2 separate regions of the Homo sapiens genome follow, and region 1 is linked to region 2. The links are chromatin contacts, found by Hi-C in ENCODE. All regions are on one chromosome and are shown on one strand. Each heading gives the region's core, a stretch centred on a gene start or an enhancer-like site at or near the end of the contact. The rest is flanking DNA. Distances are from core to core; before and after follow the strand shown. Region 1 has its middle 20 kb from the start of PPP1R21. Region 2 holds the start of MSH2-OT1 (MSH2 overlapping transcript 1).

The links. Hi-C counts contacts between places; a loop is a spot of excess contacts on that map. Pooled maps may share reads with other maps.
Region 1: a loop to region 2 is called in a map of heart right ventricle, with 4 times the contacts of the local background. The contact joins the enhancer-like site here to the promoter of MSH2-OT1 in region 2. A Hi-C loop is called at or near these places in 2 of 168 maps with a recorded cell type or tissue (CD4-positive, alpha-beta memory T cell and heart right ventricle) and 6 of 50 pooled maps.

The regions. Positions count from the first base shown.
Region 1 is chr2:48,418,630-48,423,098 of GRCh38, forward strand. No RefSeq gene overlaps it. Among named protein-coding and RNA genes, the nearest start is that of PPP1R21, 20 kb to the right of the region's middle. Within about 2 kb of position 2,127, at least 11 of the 41 ENCODE cell types and tissues checked have a DNase peak (open chromatin) inside an H3K27ac peak, as active enhancers do.
Region 2 is chr2:47,525,764-47,529,909 of GRCh38, forward strand. It overlaps MSH2-OT1 (MSH2 overlapping transcript 1), which reads left to right and starts at 1,774. Exons shown (of 3, transcript NR_120602.1): 1 at 1,774-2,041; 2 at 2,538-2,605; 3 at 3,304-3,401. The region is part of intron 1 of KCNK12 (potassium two pore domain channel subfamily K member 12); the gene reads right to left. It also overlaps a transcript of MSH2 not described here.

The sequences.
Region 1 (4,469 bases), core at 877-3,376, 890 kb after region 2:
CCAGTCACACTGACCTTGCTGCTCTTCAAACATGCCAGCACATTGTAGCGTCAGGGATTTTTGCCCTGGCTGCTCCCCATGTCTGGATCACTTCCCCCAGGTAACCATACCTGGGCTCTGCTTATTCCTTCTCTTATGGTAAGTTCTTGCTCAAATGTCACCTTCTCCTTGAGGCTTACCTGACCACCTCCCCAAAAATGCTAAACCCCTCTCCAACTCTCCTGACCTCCTTACACTGTTCTATTTTCCCCACAGCATTCTAACCCGCTATAGAATGCACTTACTTATTCTATTTTTTATTCATATTTATGCGCGGCATCCCTCCCCGCCACCCCACTAGAATACCACCTCCATGAGGGCAGGGCCTGTTTTCTTCCCTGATGCATTCCAGCACCTATAAGGGTGCCTGGCACCCAGAAGGCACTCAGTAAGCATTTATTGGCTGACCGGCTAACCTGATCTTCAAATGCCCACCTGCTCTGTATATCTTCCCTAAACTTAGCACCTTCCTGCCTTCCTCCTCTCCATCCCCAGAAGGTCCAGGCTTTTGTCCCTCTATGTTAGTGGAGTCCTCTTTGTACATGAAGCTGCTAAAGTGCTTCTGTTGCACCATAATGATTTTCTTACTAATGGCCTCCCCCATCAGCTGGCTATGTCTGAGCTCTTCAAAGCCATCTCCAGCACCTATCCCAGTGCCTGGCACATGCACCACCCCATTGGTCTATTAAATGAACATATGAATGTATAGAGGAACAGTAGCCAGAATTTAATTTTTCACATTGATTCCTTTTCTCCTCCAGAGGCCCCCTTTGGTGATAGCTCTGCTAGGAAGGCCTAGAGCAGGGAGGGACTGGGAGATATCATAGAGGGAGGCAAAAGGGGTGCTTCTGGACTCTATGCTCTGAGCAGTCTGGTTATGACTATCATGCTCCTGCCACTTCTCTGCTCAGCCGTTACTCCTGCCTTTCATAAGCTCTGATCTCCCTTGATCCCTGGCTAGGGTCAGCTTTACACACAGGGAAAGAAGACTGCTGACCGTGGTGTGATGCCAAGGCTTCAGGAAGGGTTCTCATTCCCAAATACTTTCTTTCTCTTTGTGCCACTTTCCTTGGAGTCTTCTTGGAAAGCAAAGCCTCAGCTACCTGGTTCACTGCTTGAGGTCGTGATGGATGCGTAGAGTATTTTCAGTTTTTCAAAAGGTTTTATGGAAATGCTGTTGTTTCTGTGTTGCTCAGAGTCTAGTGGGGGAGTCGGAAGCATGGGGTTATGGTTGTGGCAGAAGCTTCCAAGGAAAAGCTCAGGATGCAGGAAGAATGCCTGAGGGGAGGCCTTTGGCTGGGAGCACGGAGGGGTCCAGGAGAGGAACTCTTCAGGCAGAGCCAACAGCATCTCGGTGAGCACAGGGCAGTGGGGACCGAGAGGCCGCCCGGGCTGGAGGGCAGTGAACACGGGCAGCGCAGAGTGGCACCGAGGAGGGAGGGGCTGATTGTGCAGGCCCCTAGGCCATGACAGGGCTTCTGCTTTTTACTGGAGGCCACAGGGAGCCATCCGAAGCTGCCCCCTCTAAAGGATTTTCTTGAGCGGGAAGTGGCAGGATCAGATCTGCGATTGAGAGAAGCCCTCCCTCTCTCATCCTCCCGCTCAAGCCCTGTGTCCTCTAAAGCCCTGGCTCACGGAGCAGGAAGGTGGCCTGGAGCCCAGCAGGCACTCAGTGCATGGCCAGAGGGAACGGGAGGCCCAGGGGTGTGCAAGAGAATGGGCGCCCGAGCCTGCAGAGCGCCTGGCAGTTTAGAGCGGTCCCGCCATCTTCGGGGTCTTCCCTGCCACAGAGGCTTCTGAAGGTCGAGGCCCCTCGTCTGTCCCCAGTGACGCCCCTGTCCACACGGGCCAGCTCACTCCTGCTCTGCTAGCCAGGCCTATCCAGGACAAAGAAGGGGCTGTGCCCCTGCAGAGAGGGGGGTATCCTTTCCCAACCATCAAGTGAGAAGGAAGGGTCCACACCCAAAGCTAAGCCCCAGGGGAAGACAGGATGTCCCAACACATCCTGTAGAAGCACCTAGTCATCTTCCAGTTACCAATTTGCCTTACTTGTTCTGTTCAAATAGGGTAATTGTTTCCCCAAAAAGACTTGGGTATAGTGGAATGAAGTCACCAGAGACGTGCCTAAACAATGACAAACACCGGTCCTGGGTGCGCCGAAACCCTGGTAACCAGTTACTCAGACTGCGGGGCTGATTTTATCTTTCCTGAAGCAGCCGCGGAGCAAATTCAGTGATGGCACGCCCCCTGGTGGTGATACGAGGTTCTACCAGGCAGAAAGGACCGTTCTGGGGAGCGACTCCTCTGGGTGGAACGGAGAACGGGAGGAGGAGGAGGTTTCCGGACGTTCTCAGCGGCACATATTCATGGCTAATAATAAATGTTGATCTGTTGATTGAAATATGAAATAAAAGTGATTAATATAACCATTAGTAATCAAGGTATTGGAATGTGAGAATTTTAATAAAAGGTAAATCATCAGCCAAGGCAGGAAGAAAGCAGGGAGAGTTGGTCTGATAAGAGAAATAACTTTTGAGAGCGTCCATATACTTTCTGCTTTGACACTGTGGGTATTATATACTGTCTTTGTTTACCTAAGGCAGCCTCTCTTTTTATTTTGAAATTTTTCAAATATACACAAAACAGTGAAAAGAACTATAAATCCCCACATACCTACCACCCAAGTTCTGGAATATCAAGTTTTTGTCACTCTTGCTTTATGTATCCGATTTTATTTTATTTTATTTTATTTTGAGATGGAGTTTCACTCTTGTCCCCCAGGCTGCAGTGCAGTGGCGCGATTTCGACTCACTGCAACCTCCGCCTCCCAGGTTCAAGCGATTCTCCCGCCTCAGTCTTCTAAGTAGCTGGGACTACAGGTGCATGCCCGGCTAATTTTTGTATTTTTAGTAGAGACAGAATTTCTCCATGTTGGCCAGGCTGGTCTTGAGCTCCTGACCTCAAGTGATCTGCTCACCTCGGCCTCCCAAAGCGCTGGGATTACAGGCGTGAACCACCGCACCCGGCTGGCATGTTCTTACATAGCCACACGCCCTTATTTCATCAAAAACATTATGTAGGCTGGGCGCCGTGGCTCACGCCTGTAATCCCAGCACTTCGGGAGCCCGACGGGGGTGGATCACGAGGTCAAGAGATCGAGACCATCCTGGCTAACACGGTGAAACCCCGCCTCTACTAAAAATACAAAAAATTAGCCGGGCGTGGTGGCGGGCGCCTGTAGTCCCAGTTACTTGGGAGGCTGAGGCAGAATGGCGAGGACCAAGGAGGCGGAGCTTGCAGTGAGCTGAGACCGGCCACTGCACTCCAGCCTGGGCGAAAGTGCAAGACTCCGTCTCAAAAAAAAAAAAAAAAAAGAACATTTTATAATTCCTTGGAGTCATCTAAATCAAGCTCGTTCAACCCGTGGCCTGCGAGCCACATGCAGCCCAGGACGGCTTTGAATGCAGCACAACGCAAATTCGTAAGCTTTCTTAAAACATCATGAGATTTTTTGGTGTGATTTTTCCTTTATCAGCTCATCAGCTATCGTTAGTATTAGTGTATTTTATGTGTAGTAAAAGAATTCTTCTTCCACTGTGGCCCAGGGAAGCCAAAAGATTGGACACCCCTGATCTAAATGACCATACAAACAGTCTACATTTAGGCTTTCTTGAAAACTTATTGCAGTTGTCTGGTTGTTAGGTCTCTCTATCTCTCTCTTTCTCCTCTCTCTCCCTCCCTCCCCTTCTCTCTCTCTCCACCTCCCATTCCTTGTCCTCCCCTTCCTCCCTAACTGACTTATCCTTACATATAGTGAAACGCACAGGTATTAAGCATACAATTTAATGAGTGTTGACAAATGCTCACACCTGGTAACCCACACCCTCATCAAGATAGTGAACATTCCCATCACCTCAGAAAGTTACCACCTGTGCTTTGGCAGCGAACTGTGTCCTCACCCCCAAACCGCTTATCTGATTTCTTTCACCATGGATAAGTTTTGCCTGTTCTAGAATTTTATATAAAATGCACGCTTGCAGTGTGTAGTCTTTTTGAGTATGGCTGTTTGTGCTCAGCATGATATTCTTGAGGTTCATCTGTGTCTTTACTGAGTTGCATTCCATTGCTCGCATTTACTACAATTTGTTTATGCACTCTCCTCTTACTGAGCATCTAGATTGTTTCCAATTTAGGCTATTATGAATAAAGCTGCTATAAATATTTTTGCATAAATCTTTTTATGGACATATGTTTTCAGAGTGTACACTTATGTTTAGCTTTATGAGGAAAAACTTGTCTCATCTAAAGCACTTCTTGGTCTCCCTTTTTGTTCAGTTGTCCAATAGTTCAATATTCTGCACATACCCGTCAGCTTCCTTGTGGTATCACTTACCTGGTCCCTGCTCTGATTTCTAGATTTTGTTTGTTGT
Region 2 (4,146 bases), core at 524-3,023:
ATGGAGAGGGCAGTGCCCACTCAGGGAATGGGGCAGGGAGTGGTCCCTGTGCAGGGCTCCCAAGGACCCATAAATAGATGCCGTGAAAGCACATATGCCTGTTCTAACAGGGAGCCTTGCAGCCCCACCAGCAAAAGTTAAGAAGGAATGATAGTGGCTCCAGTGATGTAAGATCACCCCCATGCCCCATCCACTGCGGGTCCCCTGAGCCATGTGTCAGCCCAGAGCTAGAGGGGGAGGCTAAATAAGCTCTGATTAGAAGTGAATTTGAAGATTTGATTAAACAACTGAGAACGAGTCTCAATCTTAAAACTGGTACTTAATTAACAACAACAACAACAACAAAAGAGGCCGGGCGTGATGGCTCATGCCTGTAATCCCAGCACTTTGGGAGGCCAAGGTGGGCAGGTCACTTGAGGTCAGGAGTTCAAGACCAGCCTGACCAATATGCAAAAACCCCGTCTCTCCTAAAAATACAAAAAAAAAAAAAAAATTAGCCAGGTGTGGCGGCGGGTGCCTGTAGTCCCAGCTACTCGGGAGGCTGAGGCAGGAGAATGCCGTGAACCCAGGAGGCGGAGCTTGCAGTGAGCCGAGATTGCGCCACTGCACTCCAGCCTGGGCAACAGAGTGAGACTCCCTCAGAAAAAAAAAAAAAAAGAGAAAGAAAGAAAAGAAACAAAGAAACTGGCTGAGCCTGGTGGCTCACGCCTGTAATCCCCAGCACTTTGGGAGGCCAAGGTGGGTGCATCACTTGAGGCCAGGAGTTCAAGACCAGCCTGGGCAACTTGGCGAAACTCCGTTTATACTAAAAATACAAAAATTAGCCGGGCATAGTGGAGTGCACTTGTAATCCCAGCTACTTGGGAGGCTAAGCCAGGAGAATCGCTTGAATCCGGGAGGCAGAGGTTGCAGTGAGCCAAGATCGCGCCACTGCCTTCCAGCCTGGGCGACAGAGCGAAACTCCGTCTCAAAAACAAACAAAAACCCCAAAACACAAAAAGACATAAAAACTATTTGGATAACTCTAGCATTTACCCAAGATGTTAAGGAATCTAAAAGGGAGTTCTTAAAGACAATAGATGAGACAAAGCCATTTCCAGTGTCGGCCCATTTAATAAACTGGTTCCACCTGGATTTTCTCTTCATTGTGGTGAAAGCCACCACCTAACAATGCTGGCCCTGCCTGCATCATCGCATGTCATCATGACAACCTATGGGGGAGAACAGCTCCATTCAACAGATGCAGAAACTGCAGGTTAAAGGGTGAAAAGCAGTTGCGAAGTCCCCACAGCTTGGAAATGGTGGAGCCGAGACTGAAACCCAGGTGTGCTAGCATCTAAAGTTCATGCTCTTTCCACCACATTAGACTGTATTCTGAGGGCACCAAGGAAGCTCCATTTTTCTTAAGAAACCAAATTGCAGTCCTCCAGGACCACAGCCAGGGGAGCATCTTCGTGGGAGAGTGGCTGCTGCTCAGAGTTGTGACTCCCATCCTTAAGAGTCCTCTGTCCTCTCTGGCCTCCTTTCTACTGATCATTGCTGTCCCCTTCACAGGGGAGAGGGGCCATGGCCTATCCCCTAAAGAGTCTGCCAAGGTAGACTCATAACCTCCCCGTGGCACAGCTCAGACAAGCTGGGCTATTTACATAAGACTTGACCCAGGGCTTGAGGACAGCGCGAGGAATGAGGTGCAGAGGAGACTGCTGCTTCTGGGTGACAGTCTGCCTGGCTGACCACAGCTGGGGTACTCATTGGCCTCTTGAGGCCCCCCACAGGCCTGCCCTGCCTGACCTACTCTTGTGAGGCCAAGGCCATCTCCTCCACTCTCTGGGGGCCTCTTCTGACTCCTCCAAACTCTTCCATGTCTGGACTCCTGGCTTCTGCCCAAGGCCATCTATTGGAGTTTGGGTTTCCAGTTGAGGATCTGCCTTTTTCCTGGATGACCAAACCTAGAATGTGACCGGCCTCATGCTCCCTCCTCACAAGGGTGTGGCTTTATCCGAGGGCCTCAGCAAGGCAACCAACACCAGACATGAAGCTGGTAAGACCAACATCCACCTATTCATTCCTTCAGCAAACATTTACTGTGGACAGCATCAGGTTGGCAGTATCATGCAAGGCTCAGAAATATGGTGGAAAACCAGACAGATGCAGTTCCTGTCCTCAGTCTCTAGGCTGCCTTCCTAGAGGCCCCTCACTGGGTTTCTTAGCAGTTTTGTACAGATCCTACCCCCTTTGCTGCCAGCAGGCTCACCTCTGGGACAGGGCGCATATAGTCTGGGCCAGAACTTGTCCTGGGGTCTTCTTACGGCCCTGGTTCAGCTTGCATTCAGCATAACAACTTAGCTAGGGAGTGCTGCAGGCCCCAAATGATGCTAAATACTAGACTAGCTGTGTAACACCATCTGCCCAGAATGAAGGGACAGGTGAGGCAGAAGGGTCTCCGACAGCGCACAGGGCAACCAGTGAAAGCGTCCTTACTGTCCTGTTCCTGAGGTCTCTCTGTGCCTGCTTTACTGCCCTTCGCTTTCCTACAGAGCACACTCAGCTCATCCTGGGAGACAAGGTGGGGGTGGAGGATGGTCCATCCTTCTTCCGCATCAAGGTCAGTAGGTTCAGAGCTCTGGGGGGGTGCTGAGACCCTGGGACAGGCTTCCTGCTGAGGGCACTGGGGCCTATGCTTGTGCCACTGCCTAGCCAGTTGCCTCCCAGAGTAGAGAAGCAGTCTCCCAAGCTCTTGCAATTTGTGGGGAGCCAAGCTGCTCTGGAGAGGGGCCTCAAAGCTTCAGCCAGAGAAAAGGCAAACCCAGCCACCCTGAGAATCTCCTCCTCCCCCTCAATCACACCCTGCAGAGGCGTGATCTGTCCCTGGGTTCGCACCAAGCCTGCTATTTTGTTTATGCCACAATTGATCTGCCATCCCAGTTTGCAAAGAGCAGACACTTGGGGGCTTTATTATGCCACTTTGACAAAAGCTGTGAAGCTCGTTCCCACAGCCTGTCTGGTGCCGCCTTCGCAAATGGGGCCCTGGTGATGGGGCCTTCGGAGTTCAGCTCAGAGAGCATGGAAGTGAGATGGAGAGGCCAGCACTGATCTGTATCGTGCAGCCCTGGGCGGCAGCCTCGGTTGGGCCCTTGACACACTCCTCCCATCCAGGCCCCCAGCCACCCTGTGAGGGAGGCACTATTACGCCCAAAAATGCAGGCAAGGAAATGGGCTGAGGGAGGGGAAGCATTCACTGAAGTTAGTTTGTACGTGGCTGAGCTGGCCCTGAAGCCCATGCCCTTTCCACTTGCCAGACAGATGGGAAGTCTTGACTCATTACCCGCTGGAGACTTTTCCTGCTGGGCTCTGCACTGTCAACTGTGAGAGAGGGAAATAAAACGTACTGTACAGTCCAATCTGGGATACTTCTGAGAGTGAAAGTGGCTCTACTAGTAATTACCCCAGGACAGCATGTATAAACCAGGGCTGTTCCAAGCAACTGGGACACATGATTAAAATGCAGATTCCATGGCAGGTCCCGCTCAGAGGTTTATTTAGTGGGTCAGAAAATGGGCCCAGGAATTTCATTTTAACAAATGTCTCCAGATAAATCTGATGTAAATGGAATATTCCTTTAAGAATGCCATTCCTTTAAGAAATAATGTTAATAAGGTATTCCAGATGACCCTATTGGTTGGAATCTGTCCAACTACAAATATTTTGATTTAAATTTCCATTGACCTAAAATTTTTGTGGTGGGCACTGCAGCTCTCTCCTTACCAATCATTCTCCCAGCCTGTACTATATTGAGTAGCAGCCAGGCTACTTGGAGAACAGACTGAACTCCAGGAATGGGCTCTATTAGTCTAGGCCAATCAGGATAATCCAGTTCCTTACCATGACTGGCTCAAGAATGGGTAGACCTAAGTCAATCAGTGCAGAGCATTTTCATGACTACAGAGAAACCATGGGAAGGCTGAGGCGTGGACTCAGTGGGCAGGGATGGAAAAAGACTCAGAAATACTGGGCATGGCCCATGGCTCATTAGGGTTGCCAGGTAAAATACAGAACACCCAGTTAAATATGACTTGGGTAAACAAGAAATCATTTTTTAAGTATAAGTATGTCCCAAATATTGCATAGGACATACTTATACTAAAA